2 separate regions of the Homo sapiens genome follow, and region 1 is linked to region 2. Evidence: read pairs that join two places in POLR2A ChIA-PET (ENCODE). Cell type or tissue: GM12878. All regions are shown on one strand. Links, peaks and the distances in the headings refer to the core of each region. The heading gives the core; the rest is flanking DNA.

The links. Peaks named below come from ENCODE experiments on the same cell type or tissue, not always from the same donor. Only the 100,000 strongest peaks of a DNase experiment are listed, where the experiment ranks them.
Region 1: POLR2A ChIA-PET joins it to region 2 with 13 read pairs; 20 of 35 experiments call an interaction of 5 or more read pairs at or near these places.

What each region holds. Positions count from the first base shown.
Region 1 is chr15:75,105,100-75,113,419 of GRCh38, reverse strand. It overlaps LOC124903529 (a long non-coding RNA gene), which reads right to left and starts at 6,572. Exons shown (of 2, transcript XR_007064720.1): 1 at 6,543-6,572; 2 at 1,092-5,267. RefSeq lists enhancers at 196-265, 286-335, 366-455, 2,381-2,450. In GM12878, for the core only: no CTCF peak of the experiment used is centred there; DNase peaks (open chromatin) are centred at 409, 941, 4,749 and 7,721; H3K4me3 peaks cover 508 bases; H3K27ac peaks cover 6,672 bases.
Region 2 is chr15:75,193,614-75,201,933 of GRCh38, reverse strand. C15orf39 (chromosome 15 open reading frame 39) reads right to left here and starts at 52. Exons shown (of 3, transcript NM_015492.5): 1 at 1-52. LOC107984772 (a long non-coding RNA gene) reads right to left here and starts at 6,261. Exons shown (of 2, transcript XR_001751617.2): 1 at 6,199-6,261; 2 at 4,194-4,896. RefSeq lists a silencer at 1-245 and enhancers at 1-449, 1,716-1,895, 2,306-2,375, 5,766-5,825, 6,094-6,638. In GM12878, for the core only: no CTCF peak of the experiment used is centred there; a DNase peak (open chromatin) is centred at 3,063; H3K4me3 peaks cover 2,671 bases; H3K27ac peaks cover 3,200 bases.

The sequences.
Region 1 (8,320 bases), core at 301-8,300, 89 kb after region 2:
TTATATACCCAGCCAAAGTATCAACCCAGTGTGAGGGTAGAAAATAAGACATTTTCAGACAAAAAAAAAAATTGTCTTCCGTGAAAACTTCCTCAGGAAGGAACTGGAGGATGTGCTCCACCCTAAAAGGGCATAAACCAAGAAAGAAGAAATGGAACCCAGAAAAATCAGAGATCCATAGAGGAAAGAGAAGAAATGACGTTGCAGAATGTTGGCAAAGGGAAGCCTCTGGATGACGACTGTGCTGCTGATCTGGAAAGCTTCTGGCTCAGATGGAGGCAGGAGAACTGAGGGCTCCAGAAAGGGTGTCTCAAGGGAAAAAAAAATTAAGGAACTGGAACTGATAGTGAAAATCAGTATTGAGAATTATCTTACTGGGCTTTTGCAGAAGATCTAATCATGGGTCAAAGAAAATAAGCAAGTGAAAAAAATGAGACAATGATTAACTCTGTGGGGGAAAGGAGATTGAAAAAGATAGTATATTAGTTGTTTCAGCCATAAACACTTTTTAGTGATTGTGAATGTAACCAAGAGTTGTGGTGGTATGATATTGAAAGGAGAGGAGAAAGAGTGTAAGTGAACCTCCTCTGTCACAATAGGGAGCCCTAGAGACAGCATCTAAATTGGACCTCTTGGGAGATAACCAGAATTGAAATCAATGCTTTATTTAGGGAGTAAAAACCAGAAGAAACAACTGAATAAGTTGAAATGGCTGCTTTTGGCGAGCAGGCTGACGTGGGGTAAAGAGCGTGTTATTTTTGTTGTAATCCTTTAGCATTCTCTGACTGTAAATACTCTGTACACATTATTTTGGGGAATAAAAACTGACCAGAAGAACTGTGAGGAGAAGCCATGACAACAGTAAGGCTGTTTCCTTTTGAGATTTTCCTGTCTGAAGCAATTCTCCTTTGGAAATTGAGCAAACAACCCCTCCCCATTTTTTCTGCTGTCTCATGAAGTGCATTCTCACTCCTGTGAATAATCTTGGGAGGCAGGTATTGATAAGGGTTCTTGGTGCTTTGTGAAATAGTAACTTGCATGTTGGTGACTCAGAGCAAGACTCTATCTCAAAGGCAGAACAGAAGTCAAAATTCCCACTTTTAAAAATTTTATTATTATTATTTTTCAGAGACAAGGTCGCACTCTGTCACCCAGGATGGAGCCCAGTAGCCCAATTGTAGCTCATTGCAACCTTGAATTACTGGGCGCAAGCGATCCTCTTGCTTCAGCCGCCCAAGTAGCTGGGACTACAGGCGGGCCCCACCATGCCCAGCTACCTTTTAAATTTTTTATAGAGACAGGGTCTTACTGTGTTGCCCAGGCTGGTCTCAAATCTCCTAGGCTCAATCTGTCCTCCCGCCTTGGCCTCCCAAAGTGCTGGATTAACGTTGTAAGCCACTGCACCTAACTAATATTCCCCCCCTTTTTTTTTTTTTGAGACGGAGTCTTGATCTGTTGCCAGGCTGGAGTGCAGTGGCGTGATCTTGGCTCACTGCAACCTCTGCTTCCCGGGTTCAAGTGATTCTCCTGCCTCAGCCTCCCAAGTAGCTGGGACTACAGGTGCTTGCCACCACGCCTAGCTCATTTTTTGTCTTTTTTGAGACAGTCTCACTCTGTTGCCCAGGTTGGAGTACAGTGGTGCAGTCTTGGCTCACTGCAAGCTCTGCCTCCTGGGTTCACACCATTCTCCTGTCTCAGCCTCCCCAGCAGCTGGGACTACAGGCGCCCACCACCATGCCAGGCTAATTTTTTGTATTTTTAATAGAGATGGGGTTTCACCGTGTTAACCAGGATGGTCTTGATCTCCTGACCTCGTGATCCTCCCACCTCGGCCTCCCGAAGTGCTGGGATTACAGGCGTGAGCCACCTCGCCTGGGCTTTAATTTTTATATTTTTAGTAGAGACGGGGTTTCACCATGTTGGCCAGGATGGTCTCAATCTCTTGACTTCGTGATCTGCCTGCCTCGGCCTCCCAAAGTGCTGGGATTACAGGTGTGAGTCACTGTGCCCGGCCTAATATTCCCATTTTACGCACAAGACAACATAGACCTCAAAAAGGGAAGTAACTCTCCAAAATCACACAGCCAGTGAGTGGCAGAGCTGGAGTCCTGACTCTCTTTTCTGTTTTCACACAGCTGGCCTCAGGCCCAGGGACCTCTTGGCCTTCATGCTTCCACTTCTCCCCTCTCTCCCAGCTGACCCCACCTTGCCTTCAGACACTTTCCACAATGTCCCTGGCTCTGAGCCCCACCCGGAGGGGATCCTTAATGTGAGCTATAGGCTTGAGCCCATGATCTCGTCACAGACTGAGCTCTCATCCTGATCACTCACTAAGCCCTGATCCTACCACAGAATGAGTCTTGGTCCTGGTCCTAGATAAAGCACTGAACCTGGTCATAGACTGAGCCCTGATGCTGGTCACAGACTGAGCCCCAGCCCCTTGCCACCAGTTCCATTAATAATGTATACAATTAAACACAAGTCGGGCCTGGCACAGAAGTCATGGATGGCTGGGTACCATCCCTCTCCAGTGTTGCAGAAATCCTGTCTCAGGGACAGAGCTTGTGAGGCTATGGCCTGGCTAGATGCTCTGGCATCGTTTCCCTCCATCCTCCACCAGAATTTATGCCACAGCTTGTGCCCATTCATTTCTGTCCCCTCCCGCTGCCCTCCCTGTGTGGGTGGGGGTTTGGGCAGCCCATGGTAATAAGCATGGAGCAGGGGTTGTCTGTGATGTCATTCTTGCTCAGAACGAAGCATTCCAGCATGGACAGCACTTGTCCTGGCTCCCCTGCTATATAGAACTCACTGTTCCCCACCCTAGACCCTTACCCTCACCCCTTGCCAGGCCAGCATTCTGCAATATGATTTCCAGGAGCTTCCAGAATGCTGGCTTGTTACAGCTGCTGCCCTGCTCTTAGTGACCAGCATCTCCTTCGAGCAGTCCTCTGTGTCAGGTGGGAAGCCGGGCCGACTTCTGACCACCCTCAGCTCTTGTCAGCCCAGGGGAGGTGGAAGGTCAAGGGAGGGGCAGGGAAGGTGATGGAGCTGGGCAACTTGGAGGAGAGAAGGCAAGGAGGCAGAACGGGACAGGCGTCAGTGTATCACTGAGTCATAAAATGTCAGGGCAGGTGGGAAGTGGAAGGACTGGCTCTCCTCTGCTCTCCCTTGCTAAACAGATGGAGAACTGAGGCCCAAGATCCTACAGTGACTTAGGAGAAAAATGGGGCCTCACATGTGGATTACTGGTACCAAAGAACAGCAGATCCCATAGCTCCAGAGGCCAGAGGAGGACCTTAAGGGAAGGAAGACCTTCCTAATTATCTAAGTTGCCCAGCCCAGGGACCTCTGGTTGGAGGGGCACGGGGCTGTGAGTTCCCCATCGCCATGGGACTGTAGCCAGCACAGTCACAGTATGGCGGTGCAGCCCAACCCTGCCGGGGGTGGAGATTGGTTGCTTTCTTGGCCACGTTTCCTTTTGTGGGTTTGGAACCCAGATGTGCTCCCTGCACGGGATCTTGGGGTCCCAGAAGGGCCTGTTCTCCCTTCTCCCCCTACTAGATCCAGCACAGTTCCTCTGGGCAGCTCTGCTGCTGCTGCTGGCTGGCCACAAGGCACTCAGGATGTAGGAGGCATCTAGACCCACAGTCAGAGTATGTATTTGGGAAGGGAAATTGGGAGACGGTCCAGCCGAGCGGGGGCTGCTTATTGGAGCAGACTGGGTCTGAGAAAATCATGGTAGACAGGTGGGGACCTCGCCCTTCTCCAAGCCAAGGGGGTGGGCTGTGGTTTTCAGGCGCTTGGGCCCCTGCCTTGCTGCCACGCCCCAATCCTGAACTCTGCGGCCCACACCCCCCACAAAACCAAAGCCAGCTTTCTGGGCCCCGGTGGCTGTGTCTCCCTGGGCCTATTCTCTCCCCACCCGGGTGGTTTACATGCCTCTGTGCCATGAGGCTGGCCACTCTTTGAAAGCCGAGGGTTGCAGGGTGGGTTCCTCAGGAAGTGGATTTGGGCTCGGAGTTACTGTGAGGGATGTCTGTTAGGGAGAGCTCTTGCAGACAGCACCTGGAGAAGGGAAGGCAAAGAGGCCAAACTGGGCAGAGGGAGAAGAAGTCCAGCTGCAAGACAGGCCCAACCCTGGCCTCAGCTGCCTCACTGGGAGCTCCGAATGACCTGTCACCGCCCCACACAGGGCTTAAATAGCCGGGCCTGAATTAGTACCCAGCTGGATTAGTCCTTGGATATGAGGCTGCCCAGAGAAAGGCATGGGAGGCCGAGGCAGAGGAGGCAAATCTCTGCAGCTGGGGGCAATCCCTGGAGAGCTGAGCACTCACGACCCTCCCGCCGCCAGGGCCAGTCCTTCCTGAGGTACATCTGGACATCGTGTCTCTGGGTCTACTGTCCTGGGTTTTAGTGGGCTTTTGAGAGACGCTTGTAGAATAAATGAATGCATAAATGAAATAAGCCCCTCACACATGTTGGCCTCACTCTCCTCATCAATTGAATAGGGATAATACTTTCCACACTCATGCTGTGAGGGCTAAGCTCGTTGTAAACACCAAGTGCCATGGGCCTATGAGGCCTCCCCATCTCTCCTTCAGCTGAGGCCCCGAGGTTGGGGCTAGGACACGGAGGGGTGGGGTGGGCTTGGCAGTTCGTGGTTGCTGCTTCAGGGGAAACCACAGCTGCCTCTTGCTGGGGCAGTCAGTGAGGCCCAGGGGAGGGGAAGATCACATGCAAGGCGGGCTGTGGGCACTGAGTCACCACCCAGAGGGAAACCACGGCCTCAAGAACCCAACGCCAAAGGACAGGTGGCAGGTGAGGTGGGCGAAGAGCTAGCAGTCAGGAGCAGGTATCCAGACAGCCTCTTCACCTCAAGGTCCAGCCCTGTCCCATCCTGCGGGGCAGCATCTACTGTATGCTACAGGAGGGGCTGGCTCAGTCACAGATCTCTGAGCAACAGGACAGAGCAAGAGCTGAGTGACCCTGGGCAAAGAGCCATCCCTCTCTAGTTCTCCCCTACCCCTGGGAAAATAGGGACAATTCTTGGGTTTGAGAAAATTCATGCATGATGTCATCATCTGAAGATTTTGCTCATACGATGCTTTTACCTCATCATTACAGTCTAGAGTGCTGCTGTTTGTCGCGTTGCATTCATCTACTGATTGCTCTAATAGCTGTGAAATGTCTTCCTCTGTCAGTTTCCTTCTCTTTCCTCTTTGTAGGAAAATGAACAATTCTGAATTCTTAACTGTGTGCAATGAAAGCTAAAAAAAAATACAAAGATGATATCTCTGGACTTTTTACACTTTCTTGAAAGACGGTCCTAATGCTTTGGACAAGGCAATAAGAAAACTGAAAATTGGTGAAATAGCAATGACTCATGTCACTATTGAGTCATTCAGGCAATTCCATCATTCTTCTGTTTTCTTACTATTTTAGTCTTTTTTTCAAAGCATGGGTTGGGAATAATTGATGAGTAATGATGAAATAGTTCCTGAGGGAATACAATAGCAAAATGTTTTATGATATAGGAAAAATAAGATCATGAAGATCTCATAATATATTTTAGATTTACAAATGATCCAGTAGATCCATATGATAATTACAAGATAAAATAAGCTTCTTCTTTTTTTTTTTTTTTTTTTTTTTGAGGCAGGGTCTCCTCTGTCATCCAGGCTGGAGTGCAGCGGCTCACTGCAACTTCTGCATCCTGGGCTTAGTAATCCTCCCACCTCAGCCTCCCAAGTAGCTGGGAGTACAGGGGTGTGCCACTGAGCCCAAATAATTTTTGTATTTTTTCATAGAGGCAGGGTTTCACCCTGTTGCCCAGGCTGGTCTCGAACTCCTGAGTTTAAGCAATCTGCCCTCCTTGGCCTCTGGAAATGCAGAAATTACAGGCATGAGCCACTACACCCAGCCCTTCATTCTTTTTTATTAAAAAAAAAAAAAAGAAAGTGGACAGGTGCAGTCGCTCACGCCTGTAATCCCAGCACTTTGAGAGGCCAAGGCAGGAGGATTACCTGAGGTCAGGAGTTTGAGACCAGTCTGCCAACATGGTGAAACACTGTCTCTACTAACAACAACAAAAAAAAAATTAGCTGGGCATGGTGTCAGGCACCTGTAATCCCAGTTACTTGGGAGGCTGAGATAGAAGCATCACTTGAATCCGGGAGGTGAAGGTTGCAGTGAGCTGAGATTGTGCCATTGCACTCCAGCCTGGGCAACAAGAGCGAAACCCCATCTCAAAAAAATAAATGAATAAATAAATAAATAAAAGTTCTCTTTGGTTTTGGGAGACCTCCGTGAAAAAATAAAAGTAATAAAATAATCCTCATAAATCGTTTGAACTGCTCAAAAAAGAAACTTCAACCAGGCATGATGGCTCATGCCTGTAATCCCAGCACTTTGGGAGGTCGAGGGAGGCAGATCACTGAGCTCAAGAGTTCAAGACCAGCCTGAGCAACATGGCAAAACCCCCTCTCTACTAAAAATAAGAATACCAAAAAATACAAAAATTAGCCAGGCGTTGTGGCACGCACCTGTTGTCCCAGCTACTCGGGAGGCTGAGGCAGGAGGATGGCTTGAACCTGTGAGGCAGAGGTTGCAGTGAGCTGAGATTGTGCCACTGCACTCTAGCCTGGGAGACAGAGTGAGACCCTGTCAAAAAAAAGAAAGAAAGAAAGAAAGAAAGAACGAAGGAAAGGAAAGAAGAAAGAAAGGTTGGTTAAAAATTAAAATTAAAATTGGGTCTAATGGAGTCTGAAGGTATATTGAGAGTTAAAATGAAATTCCCCGAGGAGGACTTAGCTGAAGGTCCACCTCTCCCTGTGCCCAAATAGGGAGGAAAAAGTAGAGACTGTGATATGAAATGAGACCCCACCAAATGACAAATTATAAGCAAAAAATGCAAATAAATGCAAGTGAAGACGATATTGAGGACCCTGGTACTCCTGGTAAACATGGAATATGGGCTCCTTTGGGTGATTGGTATTCTAAGACAGCTGCCCCATCCTCCTTCCGGGGTCTCCCCTACAGCCCCTGTGGCTGGGAGACCCACGCCTGAAGGCTGTTCTTGCTTCCTTACTCCCTTCCCCAGCACTGACAGAATTCTCCTATTGCCCACTGGTGCCCCGAAGCTTGGCACACCAGCCATTCTGCTCTTGCTGCTGCAGGCAAGGGGCCCTCTGGCCACCCACGAGCCCTCTGGCCACCCACGACGTCCCTGTGAATCATCCTAGAGCAAGGTCAGTGACAGGCCCGGCACTGCTGGGCACCGGGAGCCCCAAGGGCTGTTTCCCACATAGGTTTTTGTGTTTTGTTTTTTTTGAGACAGAGTCTCGCTCTGTTGCCCAGGCTGGAATGCTGTGGCGTAATCTCAGCTCACTGCAACCTCTGTCTCCCGGGTTCAAGCAATTCTCAAGCCTCAGCCTCCCGAGTAGCTGGGACCACACGTGTGCGCCATCATGCTTGGCTAATTTTTGTATTTTTAGTAGAGACGGGGTTTCACCATGTTGGCCAGGCTGGTCTCCAACTCCTGACCTCAAGTGATCCACCAGCCTCGGCCTCCCAAAGTATTGGGATTACAGGCATGAGCCACCATGCCCAGCCTCCCACATGGGTTTATCATCAATTTACAATAGCCTCACAAGTGTTGGGGAAAACTGAGGCTCAGAGAAGGACGGTGACTTGCCTGGGGTTCCCGAGCAAATCATTAACAGAGCAAGGTTCATAACCAGACCTTTTGCTACCTGTTCAGAGCCTTGTCTTCCATGTATAGGCCCAAGGAAGCTCATGCCTTCCAAGGGTGCAGGGGGCACAGGCTACTTGAGCTCATGGGCCGCCTTGGGGGCTTGAGTCCAGAAGGTTTTCTTTCATGAGAAGAGACTGGATTGTGCTTGTTCATGGGAGGTAGGAGAACCCATTTGTTAAGAGCTCAGGCTCATGAGTTTACAGTATGTGGGTATTTATCCTGGCTGTACAACTTATTCCTGTGTGGCCCTCAGAAGGGAACCTAACCTCTCTGTGCCTTGGTTTCTTTACCTGTTGGGGTGGTGGGAGGTTGAGTCCTTTTGGTTGCCAGATCAGCAGGTCCCTTGGATTCCCTTGAGTCTGGGGGATTATTATCAGTAAGGGAGACAGGCCCTCACAGGACTCCAAGAGTAGGACCTGGACCTTGTCCAGGCATGGACCCTGGGGCTGGAGAGTGGTACTGCGTGTGGGCACTAGGGATTCAAGACAACAGGGTGTGGTGAGTGGTCCTATGGCACTTCCTGAGCTCTCTCAGCATCCGCTCCCTTCCCTCACAAACACCCCACAA
Region 2 (8,320 bases), core at 50-8,049:
AGCCCGGAGCAACCCTCCTAGCTGCCGTTCGCGCCGCCGCTGGGCGCCGTCTGCGGTCCCGGGCGGGGCGGGCTGGGGGCGGGGCGGGGGCGGGGCGACTCGCAGGGTTGGGGAAGAGCCCGGCCCCGCCTCTGGGAGCCTGCGCTCCTGTGGGCAGCGGGTGCGGAGGGCCCGCGTGGGGCCAGCTCGCTAGGAGCGGGCTGCGGGCGCTGTGCACCGCCCGTAACCGCCACGCTCCACGAACCAGTGCCCGGCGGGCCCGTCACGCGCCCTCAGTCGCTCCCTTAGATCGTTCATTCACTGCCACTTGCTGCGATGTGACCTTGCGCCTGCCGCTTGACCTCGCTGAGCTTCAGTTTCCTTATTTGCAAAAGTGGAATTCTGTCTTCCTCATAGCGGTGGCGGTGTAAGCTTGGAAAAGGGTGTTTGCAAATATCTGGCACACAGTAGGTGCCGGCATTCCCCTGTCCAGCACTAGTGTATTAGGGGGCTGGAGAAGGGCTCCTTGATCTGTCCCCTCATTTCGTTGTAGTCAATGAGGGCAATTTCCAGACTCCTGCTAGGGCACGGCAACTGTCTGAGGAAGCGGCAATCTCCCCATCCCTGGAAGGGCCGGGAATGAGGGTGCTGGGGGATTTGCAAAGTAGCCTGGGTGAGGCTCCCTCCATGAGGCAGACCGGCGCGCAGCCTGTGAGGCGGGTGGAGTGGAGCACGCCCAGCCAGGAATGGTGTGTTGCAAAGAGAGGCTGGAGGGGGGAAGGGGTGCCTCTCCCTGGACCATCTGACTGTGGATGAGAGCCCCTCAGTGCTGCTACTTTATCTGAAGGAATCTGGTCCGTCAAAGCTCCTGGGCTGCCCGAGGACTGGGAACAGGTGTGTGCAGTGGGGAAGGGGAGGGCAGGTGGACATGCCAAAGGTCAGAGTCAGTTCAGGAAGCAAAACTATCCCCTCAGATCCCAAAGGTAAGTTCTGCCTGAGTCAGAGCAGAGCAGGCCTGAGGCTGCAGGTTCCAAGAATCACCAAGCAGCTGGAGCAGCTGGAGCTGAGGAGGAGGGGCTGGGCGCTGCAGGTAGGAAGAGGAAGTGAGGTCACCTGGGGAGCGGGGGCGGGAGGTGGGGGGAGAGTGTCACTTCATTTAGAGCTGGAAGGACCTTAGAAATAGAGTCGGGAACCATATAGGGAGAGACACTCAGAGAGGGTTGGGGCTTTCCCCAGGTCACTCAGCAGGCTGGGACAAAATCCCAGATCTCCTGGCTCCCAGCCTGGGGCCCTTCCTGCAGCCACACCTTAGCGTCAGGAAAATACATCTGCGCGCGGACAGCTAGGGGTCACACCAAACATCATACCCTTAACCCCAGCCTGCAGCCCCGTGGGTCACAGGCTATTCACTGCTCTTGCCCCTTACCAACTCTGCTCGCCCCTCCTCCTCCAGCACCGCGCCGGCGACCCTGTCCCTGCCCTGCTAGTGGGGTGGAAGGAGGGCTGTGTTCTTAGCCCTTGGGGTCTAGGACGCTCAGGTTGTGTGCTCAGATGTGCCCAGTGGTCTCTCCAATTTCCCTGAGTTGGAATGGGACCCAACCAGGCCAGGATGAGCAGCCATCTGAGACAATAGGGGCTAGTTAAGATTTGCAGCACTGCTGAGCCTTGTGTTAATTCAGGGACACCTCACACAGACAGCAGCCCCACTCAACAGTATGTCTGTTCCTTTTCGGCATCACTTAAACACCCTGGACTGCCAAAGAAAGGAGGCAACACTGGGGGACTTGGGAGCTACTTTGTAACTTTCTGAGCCTCAAATTTCCTCATTGCAAAAAGAGAGCAGTGAGAGACCTGCCTTAGCAACTGTGGTGTCGGCCAACATCAGTGTGGGAAATTGCTTGTAAACTCTAGGAAGCTCATAGAGTGTCCCCAGACTATGAGCTCCTGAAGGCTCTGACCTTGCCATTTTCCTCCCTATACCAATGGTCGTCTGTGGAGCCTATAGAGAATGAAGGCAATCAATACAAGATAACTGCCTTGGGAGCTCCACATGTTTTTATCAGGACTGTGGTCTTGCAGAGATGTGATATTCTAATCAGAAGGAATAGTGTGAATAAAAGCAGAGAAGGGAACAGTCTGTCCTTATATGGCCTTCCCGAGTAGAGTTAACACAGAAAAAGAAAGTAGTGTAAAAAGGAGGTTTCTCCTCACCCCACCCCACCCCTACCACTACCAGGTCTGCCCAGGTTTCACATGCAACACACACACTCCTCTTCCACCCCACCCCAGACACCAGTTACTTCTCCTGGCTCCCTGGGAATGCAAGGTAAAAGGTCAGATCCTGAGCCTTGGCTCATTATTTTATGGTTATTAATAACAATGGTGCTCCCTCTAATGAGGCCACACCTGCTATTTACAAATCTCCTTCCTTGGAGGAGCTCCCTTACCCCAGAGGCGTGTGAGGTGGAGCTGGCAGCTACTCTACAGGCAGAGAAACAGAGAAGTATGGCACCTTTCCCTAAGACACACAGCAATGCCCCCTTCCATCCTTGCAGACCCAGCTATAGACACTGCCTCCTCCTGAGAGGCCCCTCAGACTGCTTTTGCTGCCCTGTCTGCCCTCTATTTCCTCATTGCTCCCTCTCCCCTCCCAGAAGAGGGATATCTCAGTGTCAGTGGTTGGGCATGGAGCTCCTACATCTATCTATGAGATAATTGATATCTCATTTAATTCTTACAACCATGTGAAGCAGGAGTTTGAAAAACAAGCACACTGGGGTTTGATCCACTGACCTGTGTGGTTTAGGCAAGCCCCTTAGCTGTCAGCTCACTCATCGTTACAGGGACATGACTTGCTACAGGGCTCCAGTGACTTCACAGCTTGATTTGTAGTAAGGTTTCAACCAGTGGTGATGTTGCAGGAGAATAAGGTCTGGAGGCAGGGAACCTAAGGCCAACTGGTGCTGGATATTAGAGACTACTCTTCAACCCCTTCTCTTTCAAGGTGGCAGTTGCTGCATGGTAGTTGCAATCCCTCCTTTTGCTGTATGGCAGTTGCTGAGTGGCAGCTGGAAAGTGAAAGTGCCTCTGATTGGTCCCCTCCCACAACCCATCAGACTGGTCGTGGGCCTACTCTTCAACCAATCAGACTGGTTGCGGGCTACTAGGGTGAACCAATGGGAAACCTCTAGAGGGTATATAAACCCCAGAAAATTCTGTAACCAGTGCTCCTGAGCCTCTTGCTGGAGGTTTTGCTGCCTTGCTTGTGCCTTTTGTCCAATTCTTTGTTCAAAACACCAAGAACCTGGGCAACTACCCTCAACCAGTAACAGTAGCTCTAGAGGAGGAGGGGGAGGCCACTTGTCCACATAGCCAAGAAATGGAGAGCTAGGATTGTCCCTGGAGGACTGTGTGACTCCAGTGCCTTCTGAGGGAGGGCTCAGACACAATTGTTGTTCAGGAACCCGCTGCCACTAAAGCAAGCAGAGCCTGAAGCTGGGCTGCGTCGGTGGCCATCAGCATGGACTCAGAGCGTCGTAGGGATCTGGGTTGGATAGGACCTGGGCAGGAGGACAGGGCCATGGGGTCTGATTGGGGTGAGGTGAGCCACTTTCCAAAGGTGTACTGGGAAATCAGGGCATCCTTCTGCAGGGGAGGCTGGGGGTGGGGGCAGCCTGCTGCTTTGCCACAGTGAGCAGGGAGTGGGAGCCTCTCAAACTCCGAAGGAGCCCCCCCCCCACTACCTCCAGAGAAAATCAGACTTGCTCAGAGGGGAGGCCCTAAGACTGAGAAGTGGGGCAGGCTTTCACTGGGCCCCTCTGGAAGACTGCATCTGCTGGCCTGTTGGCTAGGAAAACAACAACAACAACAACAACAAACCATGCACAATAATTTAGGGACCCTGGCCAGGTGCAGTGGCTCACGCCTTTAATCCCAGCACTTGGGGAGGCTGAGGCAGACAGATCACTTAAGGTCAGGAGTTTGAGATCAGCCTGGCCAACATGGGGAAACCCCATGTCTACTAAAAAACAAAAATTAGCCGGCATGGTGCACAAGCCTGTAATCCCAGCTACTCAGGAGGCAGAGGAACTTGAACCCGGGAGGCAGAGGTTGCAGTGAGCTGAGATCGTGCCTCTGCACTCTAGCCTGGGCAACAGAGTAAGACTGTATCTCAAAAAAAAAAAAAAAAAAAAAAAAAGATTTAGGGACTCCTGCAGAGGAGGGGAACATTCTTTAATTAACAGCTAGGGTGGGCTGATTTTCCTTCTCTCCTTCCCATCCTTCCTTCTGTCACATATTGAGGATCTCCAGGTTTTATGCTGGCATTGAGGGTACAGCAGTAGATGGGTCCCAGTGCTGTCTCCCAGGCTTCAAACAGACCATTGCCTCCAGTGAGATGGGTGCTTGTGTGGAGGTGGGTCTGCCACAGTGGGAGAGAGGCCTCAGGAACAGGACTGCTGGGCCTTGGACTCAGGGAGGGGGGGACTGTGATGTCTCACTCTGGCTGTGCCAAAGCCCAGCCATTGGAGGCTTGGTGCTGGAGGCAGCAGGAAATATTCCCTGCCTGCCTCCACAGAGAGCTTTCTAATGCCTGTGTGTAACCGGTCACTCCTAGCTTGGAGTCTCCTGTGGTTCCTCGGTGGCCTCAGGTTCCAGTTCCCCAGTCTGGCTTTGGCATGTCTCCTGATTGTCCCGATTGTCTCCCCAGCCAGCCAAGGTTCCTTTCAGGTCACACCTCCACACTTTGGAATATGCTCTCCATCTGCCTTGGCTGCTTGTCTGGCTTTCCTTGCTAATTCCTGTTGGCCTTTCAGACTCAGCTCAGAGGCTGGGCACGGTAGCTCATGCCTGAAATCCTCCCACACTTTGGAAGGCAGAGGCTGGAGGATCACTTGAGCCCAGGAGTTCAAGACTGGCCTGGGCAACAGAGCAGGACAAATAAAAAAAATTTCCAGGCATGGTGGCACACACCTGTGGTCCCAGCTACTCGGGAGGCTGAGGTGGGAGGATGACTTGAGCCCAGGAGGTTCAGGCTGCACTAAGCTGTGATCAGGTCACTGCACTTCAGGCTGGGCAACAAACCAAGACCTGACACAGCCCCCGTCAAAAAAAAAAATCGGCTTGGGATCCCTCCTCCAGGAAGCCTTCCCTGAGCTCCAGGCTGGGTTTGGTCATCTCTTCTGAGGTCCCAGAGCATTTTGAACTCACCTCCATTTTAGCCTCAGCTTCCTGTGCTGAAATTGCCTGGCTATAAGCCTGGCTTCTCTCTTATACTGGGGAGGGACCTCTTCCAGGGTGGGGCCTGGGTCTGCCCTTGGGCTGTGACTCTAGTGCCCACCACAGGGCTGAGTCAGGCTGTAGTTATGGAGTGAAGGTTTAATGGTGAAGGAGGGCTATGCACATCTGAAAGGGAAGAAAGGCAGAAAAACCTACCCAGGCCCAGAGATGAGAGCCTGAAGGAACCTCTGCTGCCCAGAGCTCCCCTAAAGCCCCTGGACTCCCCGTCTCAGCCTCTTAGGACCCAGGACACCAGCAGTAGCCTGTTTCTAGCCCCTATTTCAACATGGGGCAAATGAGACGCAGAGAGGGCCAGCTACCTGCCTGGGGTCTCAGGCAGGCAGCTCCAGAACCCAGGTCTCCTGAAGGCCTGTCCAGTCCATACACCAGGCCTCCTCCTGGTTCTGCCACTGCCTCTCTATCCCCTCCTCCCCTGTCAGACCTAGGATGGAAAAACACCTGGCCGAGCTCCACCTGCCTGCCTCATGCTGCCTGCAGCCCCCTCCTTGGAGGCCATCAGCCTGGGGTAGGGGTGTGAGGAGAAGAGGAGGGGGACCCCTGCAAAGAGGGGAGGGGCTGATGCATTTCCCCCCGTGCTGCAGGAGCTGCTCCCCTACCCAGAGCCTGGACTCCTGCCAGCCGCCCTCATCACCTCCTCTCCCCATCCAGGGCCTCTCCCTGGAGATCCCTTCCCCCGGCCTCGGCGCCCTGGGCAGAGCCATCACAGCTGTTTCCAGGGTGGTGGTTGGGGCCTGGGCGGGCCCTACCCGCAGCCCTGACTCCAGCCCAGTGCCCGCCCCGCGCTTTGGTCAAGACTTGGCCTTCATCGGGAGTCACCTTCCCCCAGATCCCCAGTTCAAAGGTTTTGGGGGGCCGCCAACCCAGCTCCTCCTCGCCCCACCATGTCCCCTCCCCCAGTGCTGGGGCACCCTCCCCTCCTACCGTGGGCAGGCCAGGTGGACTATCGTGGAAGCCTTTCTAAGGCTGGCTGAGGCGGCTGGGTCTGGCCAGGTGGTTGGCTGCTGCCCCCTCATTAGCGGCCCGCTGGGGTTGCCGTCACTTAGGGCTGGTTACCAGGCAACCGCGTCCAAGGAGGGCTTGGCTCTGGCTCAGGGCTGGCACAGCGGCGCTGCTGCTGAGGCGGGAGGTGAGCAGCCAAGCAGGGTGGGAGACTGGGGTCACGGTCAGGAGGCCTCCTGCTCCCCAGAGTAGGGGTGCAGTGCTTCAGAAACTCCCTGTTATCATCTCACCTTAGACTCACAGCCTGGCCCCAGAAAAGGGGTTTTGGGTCCTCAACACAAACAGCCATACTCAGAGCCCTCAGGTTTCCTGGAGGTTGAGGGGAAGCTGAGTGGGAGCAGAGAAAGGCACCCTTCTCCCTTTTGCATCTGGGGGTGTGGCCCTGTGGCCTTCTTGCCCTGAGTAGGTGTGGGAGGGGCACAAGGAGTCGGATTTTCTGGTGTGCAGGGCTTAGGTTTTGGATCTAAATCCTGCCCTAAACAAAAACAAATAAACAGAAAGAAAACAAAAAATAATAATGATAATAAACAATAAATCCTGCCCTGCCTCTCATGGTTGTGCTTTCTTGGACATGGTTTTTTTTGTTTTGTTTTTTTGTTTTTTTGAGATGGAGTCTGGCTCTGTGGCTCAGGCTGGAGTGCAATGGTGCGATCTCAGCTCACTGCAACCTCCACCTCCTGGGCTCAAGTGATCCTCCCACCTCAGCCTCCCAAGTAGCTGGAACTACAGGTGTGCATCACCACGCCCACCTAATTTTTCTATTTTTTTTGTAGAGATGCGGTTTTGCCATGTTGACCAGGCCAGTCTCAAATTCCTGGCCTCAAGCAAACCTCCTGACTTGGCCCCTCAAAGTGCTAGGATTACAGGCATGAGCCACCTTGCCAGCTGTGGACATGTTGATTGCTTCTGTGAACCTTGACCACCTCCTCTGAAAAATGGGATGGTAACCCATCTCCTAAGATGGCTTGTAGGGCATGAATGCTTAGTGCAGTGCCTGGCACATACCCATCCATTCCCTCCCTCCACACCCCAAGCTTCCCACATTGCAGGGGGCAGGATTACAGATGCTGACCGCCCACACATGGGCCACCCACCATTGCCAAGTGACCCAGGAATGTGCCATCTTTATGTCCAAGAATAGTTCTGGGCCCTGGGTGGTACCTTGTTCCCCTCATCCTTGCTGACTTGTTTTTTTAATTTAACAAACACTCCTAGTCTTTACTATGTACCGGGCGCTGTTTAAATGCTTCACAAATATTAGCTCATTTAATGTATTTAATCTATTTAATGGATGAAGTCGCTTAGTCCATTTATTTTGTAATCCATTTACTGGACTAAATGAGGTGATGCTGAGGTGGATACAGAGAGCTGTGTGGGAGGGAAGCCTGGCCACATCTCTCTGCTCTGCCAGGGCAGCTTCTGCTGCGCAGCTGGGTTGAACGCCAGTCCTGCCTTCTGCCTCCTGCCACAAGGCCAGCCTGGGATGGTAGAGCTATGGGCAGGTCAGAGTTTCAGGGAGAGCAGTGATGGCTAATTAAAACTTCAGCTCAGGGAGGCCCCCTTGGGGCATGGATTGCCTCAGTCAGCTTCCCTGGGGGAGTCCCCTAATTGGACCCCTGGGCCCTAGGAGTGATGCAAACTCACCAGGCAGATGATGGCAGGCAGGGAGGGAGGGGAAAGGGGGAAGGAAGCAGGCTGGCCAAAAAATAACAACAACCCCCTTCCCATTGTGAGAGATGGTGACTTTGGAGTCCCCAAACTGTCACTTAGGAACTGTGTGACTTTGAATCAGTTGCTTGGCCTCTCTGAGCCTCAGTTTCCTCATTGAGAAGTGGGGATAGGAAAACTTCCAGCCCTGGAGGGTTGCTATGAGACCTGTGCAGAAAGTACACAGCACCATGCCTGGCTCAGAAATAGGCACTCATACAATTGGAGCAATTGTCACAGTTACTGCCACGGTCCTCTCTTATCCATCATTTCATTCAGTTCTCAGAGCATTCTGGGAGAGAGGAGGACAAGCCTTCAGAGCAGGCAGGGGGTTAGC